2 separate regions of the Homo sapiens genome follow, and region 1 is linked to region 2. A link is a contact called in ENCODE Hi-C or POLR2A ChIA-PET data. All regions are on one chromosome and are shown on one strand. Each heading gives the region's core, a stretch centred on a gene start or an enhancer-like site at or near the end of the contact. The rest is flanking DNA. Distances are from core to core; before and after follow the strand shown.

What was found. Hi-C counts contacts between places; a loop is a spot of excess contacts on that map. ChIA-PET counts read pairs that join two places held with the same protein, here RNA polymerase II (POLR2A). Pooled maps may share reads with other maps.
Region 1: a map of astrocyte of the cerebellum shows a loop between it and region 2 (6-fold over the local background). The contact joins two enhancer-like sites. A Hi-C loop is called at or near these places in 9 of 168 maps with a recorded cell type or tissue (CD8-positive, alpha-beta T cell, GM11168, aorta and 5 more), 1 of 37 single-sample maps with no recorded cell type and 2 of 50 pooled maps. POLR2A ChIA-PET finds 5 or more read pairs at or near these places in 3 of 52 experiments (AG04449, B cell and K562).

The regions. Positions count from the first base shown.
Region 1 is chr6:16,390,278-16,395,385 of GRCh38, forward strand. All of the region lies in intron 6 of ATXN1 (ataxin 1), which reads right to left. Among named protein-coding and RNA genes, the nearest start is that of GMPR, 150 kb to the left of the region's middle. Within about 2 kb of position 1,439, at least 5 of the 41 ENCODE cell types and tissues checked have a DNase peak (open chromatin) inside an H3K27ac peak, as active enhancers do; they include uterus, where a contact is called at or near this core.
Region 2 is chr6:16,349,221-16,354,321 of GRCh38, forward strand. All of the region lies in intron 6 of ATXN1 (ataxin 1), which reads right to left. Among named protein-coding and RNA genes, the nearest start is that of GMPR, 110 kb to the left of the region's middle. Within about 2 kb of position 2,596, at least 7 of the 41 ENCODE cell types and tissues checked have a DNase peak (open chromatin) inside an H3K27ac peak, as active enhancers do; they include uterus, where a contact is called at or near this core.

The DNA.
Region 1 (5,108 bases), core at 189-2,688, 40 kb after region 2:
TTGCCATGTTTTCAGTATCTGTTGTCCTATCACCTTCCTGGCTAATCTTTATTACCCTCCATGCCCTGCATCTTGGGCCCCACTGAGAGCTTTGCTGGGAGTATGCATGCAAGCATCTTTCTCTCATACACTGCACTGCCTTTGGGATGCCTGAGTTCATACTATTTCCATAACTGCCCATCCCTGAAATAGATGAACAGTGGCCTTCTCTCTAGTTTAGAACTTGGGTTGTTAGACTCCTTGGGTCTATCTTAGCTTCTCTCCCTGTTTTCAGTTTGGATTTTCTACCTCCATTTGGCTTATCTATCTCTAGCGTCATATCTCCCTGATGATCCGTGGTAGTGGCGTTAATCCATTTACGAAAAACAAGACAACATAGATTCAAGGAGTCAAATAAACACATCACACACACACACACACACACACACACGCATGCACACAAGCAATGAAGATGGAACAGCAGAGAGTACACCAGACAAGAAGCCGTAAGTGTCGGTTCTAGTTCCAATTCCTCTCCACTGCAGCATCTCAGATGTAAACTGGCGTCAGTAACAGGTCCTGTCATCCACCTCCCAGGAAAATTGTCAAAGATAATAGTTATGGCCAGGCGTGGTGGCTCACGCCTGTAATCCCACCACTTTGGGAGGCCGAGGCAGGTGAACCATCTGAGGTTGGGAGTTTGAGATCAGCCTGGACAACATGGATAAACCCCATCTCTACTAAAAATATAAAAAATTAGCTGGGCGTAGGAGCACACGTCTGTAATCCCAGCTAATCAGGAGGCTGAGGCAGGAGAATCACATGAACCTGGGAGGCGGAGGTTGCAGTGAGCCGAGATTGCGTCACTGCACTCCAGCCTGGGTGACACAGCAAGACTCCATCTCAAAAAAAAAAAAAAAAAAAAAAAGTTATGAAGGTCTTCTGAAAACAAGAAAACACTATTCAGATGAAAACTATTATATTTATAGATTACTATTTTTTTTTAAAAAAAAGAAGCTCTTCTTTGAATTACCTATAATGCAACAGCAGCACCATCAAAATTGTGCACAATTCAATCAGAGGTTCTCAAACATGGCTGCCCATCAGAATCACCATTGTGCCTTTTAGGAAACACAGATTCTCAGACATTTGCAGTCTCTAATGGCCCTGGATTTTCTGGGCCAGTGCACAGGTAATGGTATTTTTTAAAAACATTTCCCCCAAGGGATTCTGATCAGTTAGGTTTGGGATCCACTTTCTAAAAATAACATGTTTCTCTGTGACGGAGGAAATTTAAGTATAACTATGATTCATGAATTTGTTATCTGTTTTTTTCTTCAGAGGATATCAGTTTAAGTGTTGGTTTTTAAACTGTAACTCTGAAGGCAAACAACTGGCAAGAGAGAGTTTTCAGGAAGAATGCTGGCTCTGGAAGGCAGCGGAAGGTTCTGGAAAAGCAATGTGTCCTATGAACTAGACTTTTCACCTGTAAGCATGGCAGGAAGAGGCTGTGCAAGGTGGTGGATGACTACAGGGCTTTGTTGTGGACTCCAGGCCTCTAATCCCTTTCAGTCTTTTTATTTCTCTGCCCTCAAAGCCCAGCAGCCTGGAGGGGAGAAGGCAGTGCCCTTGACTGCAGCCTGATGTTTCCTCCTGGCTTCTGGTGGCCTACGGTCTCCTTTACTGTAGGTTTCTGGAGCAAAAATCCAGCAGTCAGGTTACCAGGATCAGTGACAACTATGCAATAATTAGGGGCAGGCACCAGGAGGCAGAGAAACAGAGCTGGGTGGCAGAAACTCTATGATACCCCAAAGGAAACATCAACTCTTCTCAGAGGTGGTCAAGAACATGCCAGAAGCTTTGCCTGCCTGGTTGGCAGCAGAAATGGCACTAGCCAGTGATCACTCGTAACCTTGCTGCCTTCTTTACAGATGGCTGCTGTCAGGCTGTTTAATTTGGAGGAAATTCCAATGTCATCAGCAGAGACATGGCATTGGGGAGGGCTGCCAAGCACAAAGACAGAACTTGGCTTCCCCAGCTGATACCCATGGATACAGAAACAGGCTAGTCTTAACAATCTTTTAGACCTGACCTTAGTAGCAAACTGGATAACTGCCAGTCATAAAAGTGTTTCTAAAGTGGCCTGATTTTCTCCCCTCCTGTTAGGATCCTGGATGCTTGTAATGCTATTTATCAATGGTTATTTTGTGCTTACTGATGTGCAGACATTTTTTCCAACCCATTCTTTTTTTTTTTTGAGATGGAGTTTTGCTCTATAGCCCAGGTTGGAGTGAAGCGGTGTAATCTTGGCTCCCTGCAACCTCCGCCTTCTAGGTTCAAGCGATTCTCCTGCCTCAGCCTCCTGAGTAGCTGGGATTACAGGCGCCCGCCACCACACCTGGCTAATTTTTGTATTTTTAGTAGAGACAGGGTTTCATCATGTTAGGCAGGCTGGTCTCGAACTCCTGACCTCAGGTGATCCACCCGCTTTGGCCTCCCAAAGTGCTAGGACTAGAGGCATGAGCCATCGCACACGACCTCAACCATTCTTTATCTCTAAACTCACAAGACAGTGGTTCTCAAAGTGAGTCACCCAGGGAAAGCGGCATCATGATCACCTGTAAACTTGTTACAAATGCAAATTCTTGGGCTTTCCAGCAATCTGTGTTTGAACAAGTCCTCCAGGCAATGCCCATGCACTTGAAATTTGACAGTAACTCTCATAAGAGGTCACATGGCTCCCCTTAATGTAAACACACCAAAATGAAGTAAGAACCATTTTCTTTTAAGAAGTTTCAAGACCTTCAGACATTTTATTCGAGTAAATTCATAAGCAAAACACAAGCACATATTGACTTTTTTGCTTAATAAATATGATTTTCTCAGACCCACTAACAGATCACATGTTTCACCCACACAAAATAGTGTATGACTTACGAATGATCACAGAGAAGAATCACAGTGGCTTTTTAAATTTTTAATTTATTTTTATTTTATTGTATATATTTATTTTTTTTAGAGACAGGGTCTTTCTGGGTTACATCCATAGCTCACTGCAGCCTCAAACTCCTGGGCTCAAGCAATCCTCCCACATCAGCCTCCTGAGTAGCTAAGACTACAGAGATGTACAACCATACCCGGCTAATTTTTAAATTTTTTTGTAGAGAGGAGTTTTGCTTTTTTGCCCAGGCCGGTCTTGAATTCCTGACCTCAAGTGATCTTCCTACCTTGGCCTTCCAAAGTGTTGGAATTGTAGGTGTGAACCATCATGATGGTTCATAGTGAGTTGTTTAGTTTAAAATATGTGACTCTATCTCTACATTATTTGCCTACAAATATGTCTACCAAATTCATGACATATGACCAGTGTGTCTGAATACATACCAGTGTTTATGGCACTGACGTTTTAAGTCCTGTTCGGAAACACAAAATGCACTACTTAGCTTCCATATGTGACTAATTTTAAAATATGCTTTTTAGGCCAGACGCAGTGGCTCACACCTGTAATCCCAGCACTTTGGGAGGCCAAGGTGGGAGGATCACGAGGTCAGGAGTTCAAGACCAGTCTGGCCAACACAGTGAAATCTTGTCTGTATTACAATAAAGTGTAATACCTTTTCAACATGGGATTCTAACATGGAATCACCTTTTTTTTTTTTTTTTTGTAATTCGTGCCTCCCTCCCCTAGTTTTAACCTATGCTTGGTCCAAATATCATGGGTCTATGTTTCTGTGGTCTAAGACACTTCTTTAAGATAAGCCCGATGCCTAACACACATCTAGGAGTAAGTTAACAATTCTGAAATACTGGTTTCTTTGGCTTTTAGACCTGTTGATTGTTTTGGTTATAAAGGTCTGCCTTTAACATTTTTCCTTCTGTGTTCCTAACTAGGCCTCTGAGTCTCCACTGTCAAAATGTGGCTGATCAGACTTTAGGCAACCCTCACCTCAACCTGTGATTATGGAAGGAAGTACAGGACATCTTAACACTCCTTCCCGGTCACGTGCATCATGAATGAGCTAAAATTTCAATCTTTTGTTCTCCACCGGCCATTTTTTCCCGAACCCTTAAGGATAGATAGCCAGAAAAATAAATAAATAAATCTCTTCTTGGGAATATTTTCTAGAATGTTTTCATTTTAAAATTTAATTTCATTTTATTCCATTGTTAATTGACATCTGATAATTTCTTATATTTATGGGCTAGAGTATGATGTTTCAATACATGTATATATTGTGTAATGATCAATTCACGGTAATTAGCATATTTTTCACTTCAAACCTTTATCAGTTCTTTGTTATGAGAACATTCAAATTCCTCTTGTCTAGTTTTCTGCAGTCTTCTCTTAAGGACCAAAGAAGAAAATAAAAGACCCTATAAAATTCAGCTCTGTTTAAGTCCTATCTTTTAAGTAACTAAAAAGTTGAATACTAGCTCCAATAACTAGATCCATAAACCATTTTTCAATACTAATTTTCTTAGCCAAAGAGATATGCAGTAGAGAATGTGAGACCAAGAGTAGACAGCCAGTCCAAAGTCCACAGAAATAAAAATCCATTTATGACTGCATTTTCCACGCTGGCTTTCCAGGATGGTCCTGAACTTGCTAATTCATGGTATAACTTTGTACTGTAACACAGCCAAGGAGAAACAGTAGCATGTTGGAGCCAGGTCTGTGAGAGCTAACAGTTAAGCTTGACAGCCAAGCGTTCAACATAGCCAATGTTAAAAATTAACTTATATAAACTTATGGTTTAATAAATTATATTAAAAACTCCTGAGGCGAGGCGGATCACCCGAGATCGGGGAGTTCGAGACCAGTCGGACCAACATGGAGAAATCCCGTCTCTACTAAAAATACAAAATTAGCTGGGCATGGTGGCTCATGCCTGTAATCACACTACTCAGGAGGCTGAGGCAGGAGAATCACTTGAACCCGGGAGGTGGAGGTTGCGGTGAGCCAAGATTGCGCCATTGCATTCCAGCCTGGCCAACAAGAGCGAAACTCCGTCTCAAAAAAAAAAAAAAAAAAAAACAAGAACAAAAACAAAAACTCATCATCATCCCTCATTTTACTCTATTTTACTATTATCTGTATGACTGAGGTTAATTACATCTACTTGTATAGT
Region 2 (5,101 bases), core at 1,346-3,845:
CAGGCTGGGCATGGTGGCTCACGCCTGTAATCCCAGCACTTTGGGAGGCTGAGGCTGGTGGATCACGAGATGAAGAGATCGAGACCATCCTGGCCAACATGGTGACATCTTGTTTCTACTAAAAATACAAAAATTAGCTGGGCATGGTGGCACGTGCCTGTAGTTCCAGCTACTCGGGAGGCTGAGGCAGAAGAATCACTTGAACCCGGGAGGCAGAGGTTGCAGTGAGCTGAGATCATGCCACTGCACTCCAGCCTGGTGACAGAGCGAGACTGTGTCTCAAAAAAGAAAGAAAGAAAAAAAAAAAACACATTTTCCTCCCTAGAATTCTTTCTCAGGTTACTTCCTGCATCATAGACACCAGTCAGCTCCAGCAAAGATGGTGAATGGAATAATCTCTCATTAAAAGTTTCCCTGCCTCACTTCCCTTCATGAGGCATTTCAAGTCTTACCGGTTCAGAAAGTTTACTAAGTCTCTAAAATTGTCTTCTTTTAGAAAATACTCCACACTAGTGCACTGATTTTTTTTTCCCCCTAAACTGGACCAAAGCCTTGTTTGCAGAACAAATGGTCAATTACATCTACATTCAAAAATAAAATTCAAATGTGCTCATGTTTTCAATTTAAGTATGTCTGTTGTTTGCTGTTTATTCCTTTGGTATAAATAGAAGCTTTCTGGCTTATTTGAACGCAGAACACATAGTACACTGTTTAGATACAATTATTCATTATAAATTAAATCAATGCTTTTCCTTTTTAGAATACCATGCCCTAACTAGAATCTCTACAACATTATAAAAACATAAAATATGACTAACGATTTAATTTAAGGCCCTAATTCCCAATGAAAGATAAATAATGCTGCTGTAGGCACCAATGACTGTAATCTAAACAGGCAATAAAATATTTAATGGACAAGCGGAAATGCAAAAAAAGTAAGGCAGTCTCCTGTTTACAACAAAGCTCATTTTCTATACTAGCACTGTGGACGTGGAAGATGCAGTTAACCTCTGTAAGCCTCAGTTTCCTCATCTGGAATATGTGAATGATGATAATACGTTTTCAAAAGATTGTTGAGATGAAATAAAAGCAACTATAATGCCTAGCATAAGAAAAAAAATCCAGGTGTGTTCTTCTTCCTGAACTTCAGTCTCAGCTCAAGAGTCTGTGAGGAATTTCCACTTGGATGCTTACCACCCCTCTCAAATCAGCATGCACTCCGGTTCCATATTTCTGCTAACGGTTTTGCACCATTTCTCCAAGCATAGGCCAGAGCCTGATATTTGATACCTCTCTCGCACTTCACTCCTATATCCAGCGACTCCCCTAATTGTGTCAGTCTTTCTTCAAAATGTCTCAACTCTTGGGGTGAAGCTTGAAGTCTCTCTTTTTCCCATATTTACTGTGTAGGAAAGAATTTGGCTTTGGCCAAAGACGGGTCTGCCCTTTGCCCTTGGCTCCTGGGAAATGATCTATGTGATATCTGATAGTGGTGTCCCTATTTGTGGGGAGGGAAGGATTTTCAGTCACAGCAAATCACCGAACCCAAGCCTTGGTTTCCTCATTTTAAAATGGGAATTGGCTGGGTGTGGTGGCTCACACCTGTAATCCCAGCACTTCAGGAGGCCGAGGCAGGAGGACTATGTGAGGCCAGGAATTCGAGACCAGCCTGGGTAACAAAGTGAGGCCTGTCTCTACAAAATAATAAAAAAATTTAGGCAGGTGTGGTGGTGCATGCTTGCAGTCCCAGCAACTTGGGAGGCTGAGGTGGGAGGATTGCTTGAGCCTAGCCTGGGAGATCAAAGCTGCATTGAGCTGAGATCGCGGCACTGCACTCCAACCTGGGAGACAGAACAAGACCCTGTCTCAAAAAATAAAGAAAATGGAGATAATAACACGTACCCTACAGGGTTAGGGTGATGACTAAATGAGATGCATTCAACAAATGTGAGGTAGAAAAAACTTCTCTTATTCAGCAGGAACTTTATCAATGTTCATTTCTTTTTCTTTTATAATTATGAGAACATGAAGGAAATGGGCAGAGGATTCCAGCAGAATTCTGCCAAGATTTTCAGTCTTTTCCTGATTGGCAGCAGAGCATTTCCATTTTCATTTTGAGTTTTGCTGGTATTCTTCTACTAAGAAACCAATTTTTCCCCCAGTGAATGTTTTTTTAATTTCAGGGTTTTTTTTTTTTTTTGAAACAAGGTCTCACTCTGTCATACAGGCTGGAGTGCAGTGGCCCAATCTTGGCTCACTGTAGCTTCGACCTCCCAGGCTCAAGCCATCCACCCACCTCTGCCTCTTGAGTTGCTGGGACTACAGGCGCATGCCACCACGCCCAGCTAATTTTTGTAGTTTTTGTAGAGACGGGGTTTCACCATGTTGTCCAGGCTTGTCTTGAACTCTTGGGCTCAAGAGATCTGCCTGTCTCAGCCTCCCAAAGTGTTGGGATAACAGGCATGAGCTACCACACCCAGCCCATTCTTGAGTATGCTGGATCAATATTTCTCCTTGTAATGTAATTCCAACAGAAGGGAAACCAGGCCTCCTTTCAGTATCGCAGCTTGAGCCTGTCAGCATCCCCTGATTTCAGAACGTAGGCTACAAACAGTCCCAGATGTGTGCTGACGGTACTACATTCCTGGTCTTTCACAGCATTTACTTTGGATTGGGAAATGGGAAGTGAGGTCTCTCTTTCAGTATGAGATTATTTCTTAGAACAGGTTAGTTTGGCCTTTGCTAAAATATAAATAAGCAGAGGCTTCCATCAGAAAAACATCTGAGTGTTAAGTAGATAAATGCATCCCTTCAACATTGAGACATTTTATCTCCACATCTGATGCACTCTTATTTTTTCATCAGGACACGTTCCAGAAACTTGGATCTTTTTCCCTGCTATAGTTTCGCGAATAATATAGTTTGCTTCTATTTTGCTCTGGTTAACCCAAGGGATGGTGGGTGGGATGATGAAAAGCAGCAATAAGGCAGTGACTGAGTCTCAATCTATAACGTTTCCAACGTAGAAGATAAAATGAACCCATAATAAACATATTTGGGAAAATATACAAAGAACTTCACAGAAAGCTCTCAACGGAGAGCCTGAAGGGACCAGCCAGGGAGTCTAATGCAAGCCAGGAACAGCCAGGCATGAGTAATGCCTTAGATGGGTGGGTTTTGTTTTCTTTCACAGCTGATTTGAAACTTCCCTCAATGACACTGTAGAAGATAATGTTTTAACAAAACGCATGGATTTACAAGCTTCCTCACACTCAAGCCGACAGAGCATCACACGAGGCTCTGTCTGGTAGTCTCCACATCTCAGGCTGGGCTGGATGGAAGGAAATGATCACAGCAAGGGAATTTAAAGGAAATGACCACAGCAAGGCACATCGAGGGCTCCCTTTGTGGCTCAAAAGAAGCATCATGGCAGAGTTATTGTCAGATTTCAGTACAATAGTCCCCGCCTTATCCATGAGGAATAGGTTCCAAGACCCCCAGTGGGTTCCTGAAACCCACTGGATAGTACCAAACCCTATGTACGCTATGTTTTTTTCCTATATATACATACCTACGATAAAGTTTGATTTATACATTAGGCACAGTATGAGATTAATGATAATAGCTAATAATAAAATAGAACGATTGTAACAGTATGCCAGCATCACTAAGTGCTTTGGGACCATCATTAAGTAAAATAAAGGTGACTTGAACACAAGCACTTCCATCCCACCACAGTGGATCTAAGCACCAAGATGGCCGCTAGGTGACTCACCGGCGGGGAGCGCTGCGCAGCGGACAAGCTGGAGAAAGGGACGATTCACGTCTGCGTTAGGATGGGGTAAGGCGTGAGATTTTATCATGCTACTGAGAACAGCACGCAACTTAAAACTTAGGAACTGTTTATTTCTGGAATTTTCCATTTCATACTTTCAGTCTGCAGTTGGCCTCAGAAATCAACCTGCGGATAACGGGGGACGTCTGGCTGCGGTGTTCTAGGAAAATACTCCACACTAAACTAAAGGAGGTGTCTCAACAAGGCTGAGAACGAGGTCTATGACAGAAATGTGCCAAGAAAGCAGAAAGGAAAAGCGCTCATAGAATGGGGAATGCTGCTGGTTGGTTAGTGGCTTCAGAAAGGTGTCTGATTCTCTTAACAAGCAATTACAGGAGGCCCGGCATGGTGGCTCACACCTGTAGTCCCAGCACTTTGGGAGGCTGAGGTGGGCGGATCTTGGGGTCAGGAGTTCGAGACCAGCCTGGCCAACATGCCAAAACCCCCGTCTCTACTAAAACTACAAAAATTAGCCAGGCATGGTGGCTTGTGCCTGTAATCCCTGCTACTCAGGAGGCTGAGGCATGAGAATCACTTGAACCTGGGAGGCGGAGGTTGCAATGAGCTGAGATTGCACCACTGCACTCCAGCCTGGACGACAGAGCAAGACCTTGTCTCAAAAAAAGCAAAAAACAAAAAACCACAATTACAAACACACTTGGCCATTAAACTTGAAGCAGTGAAAAACAGCTTCGTCTACGAGAATAAATAAATAAAAACTGCTACAGGCATTATGCTTTAAGATCACAATCGTGCATGAGGACATTACAGTGAGGGTCCCCTGAGTCGATAATCAGAAATACATGTGATGCTGTAAAAATACACATCCTCTGTAGTTTCCCAAGATTGTGTAGGTCTGGGCTGGGACCTAGGAATCTGTATTTTAAAAATCTCTTTTGGTGATTCTGATTGGCAGCTAGGTTGGGGAACTACTACACTAGACCTGTGCTTCTTAACCTTGGCAGCACAGGAGAATCACCTGGAAAGATTTTGAAAAGTCTTGCCGGTCACACCACACTCCAGGCCACTGAACTCAGAACCTATAGGGTCGGAGTGGGTATCAGTGATTTCAATGTGCAGCCATGGTTGAGAATCAGTGCAGTGGACCCTCAGTTCCCTGACGGAGGAACATATTCATGTATGTACCTCCCTAAAACAGTGCCCTCCACAATAAAGCCAGACCCCCTTCCTTCTATCTTATTTCACTTATTTTTTTTTTTGAGATGGAGTCTCGCTCTGTCGCCCAGGCTGGAGTGCAGTGGTGCA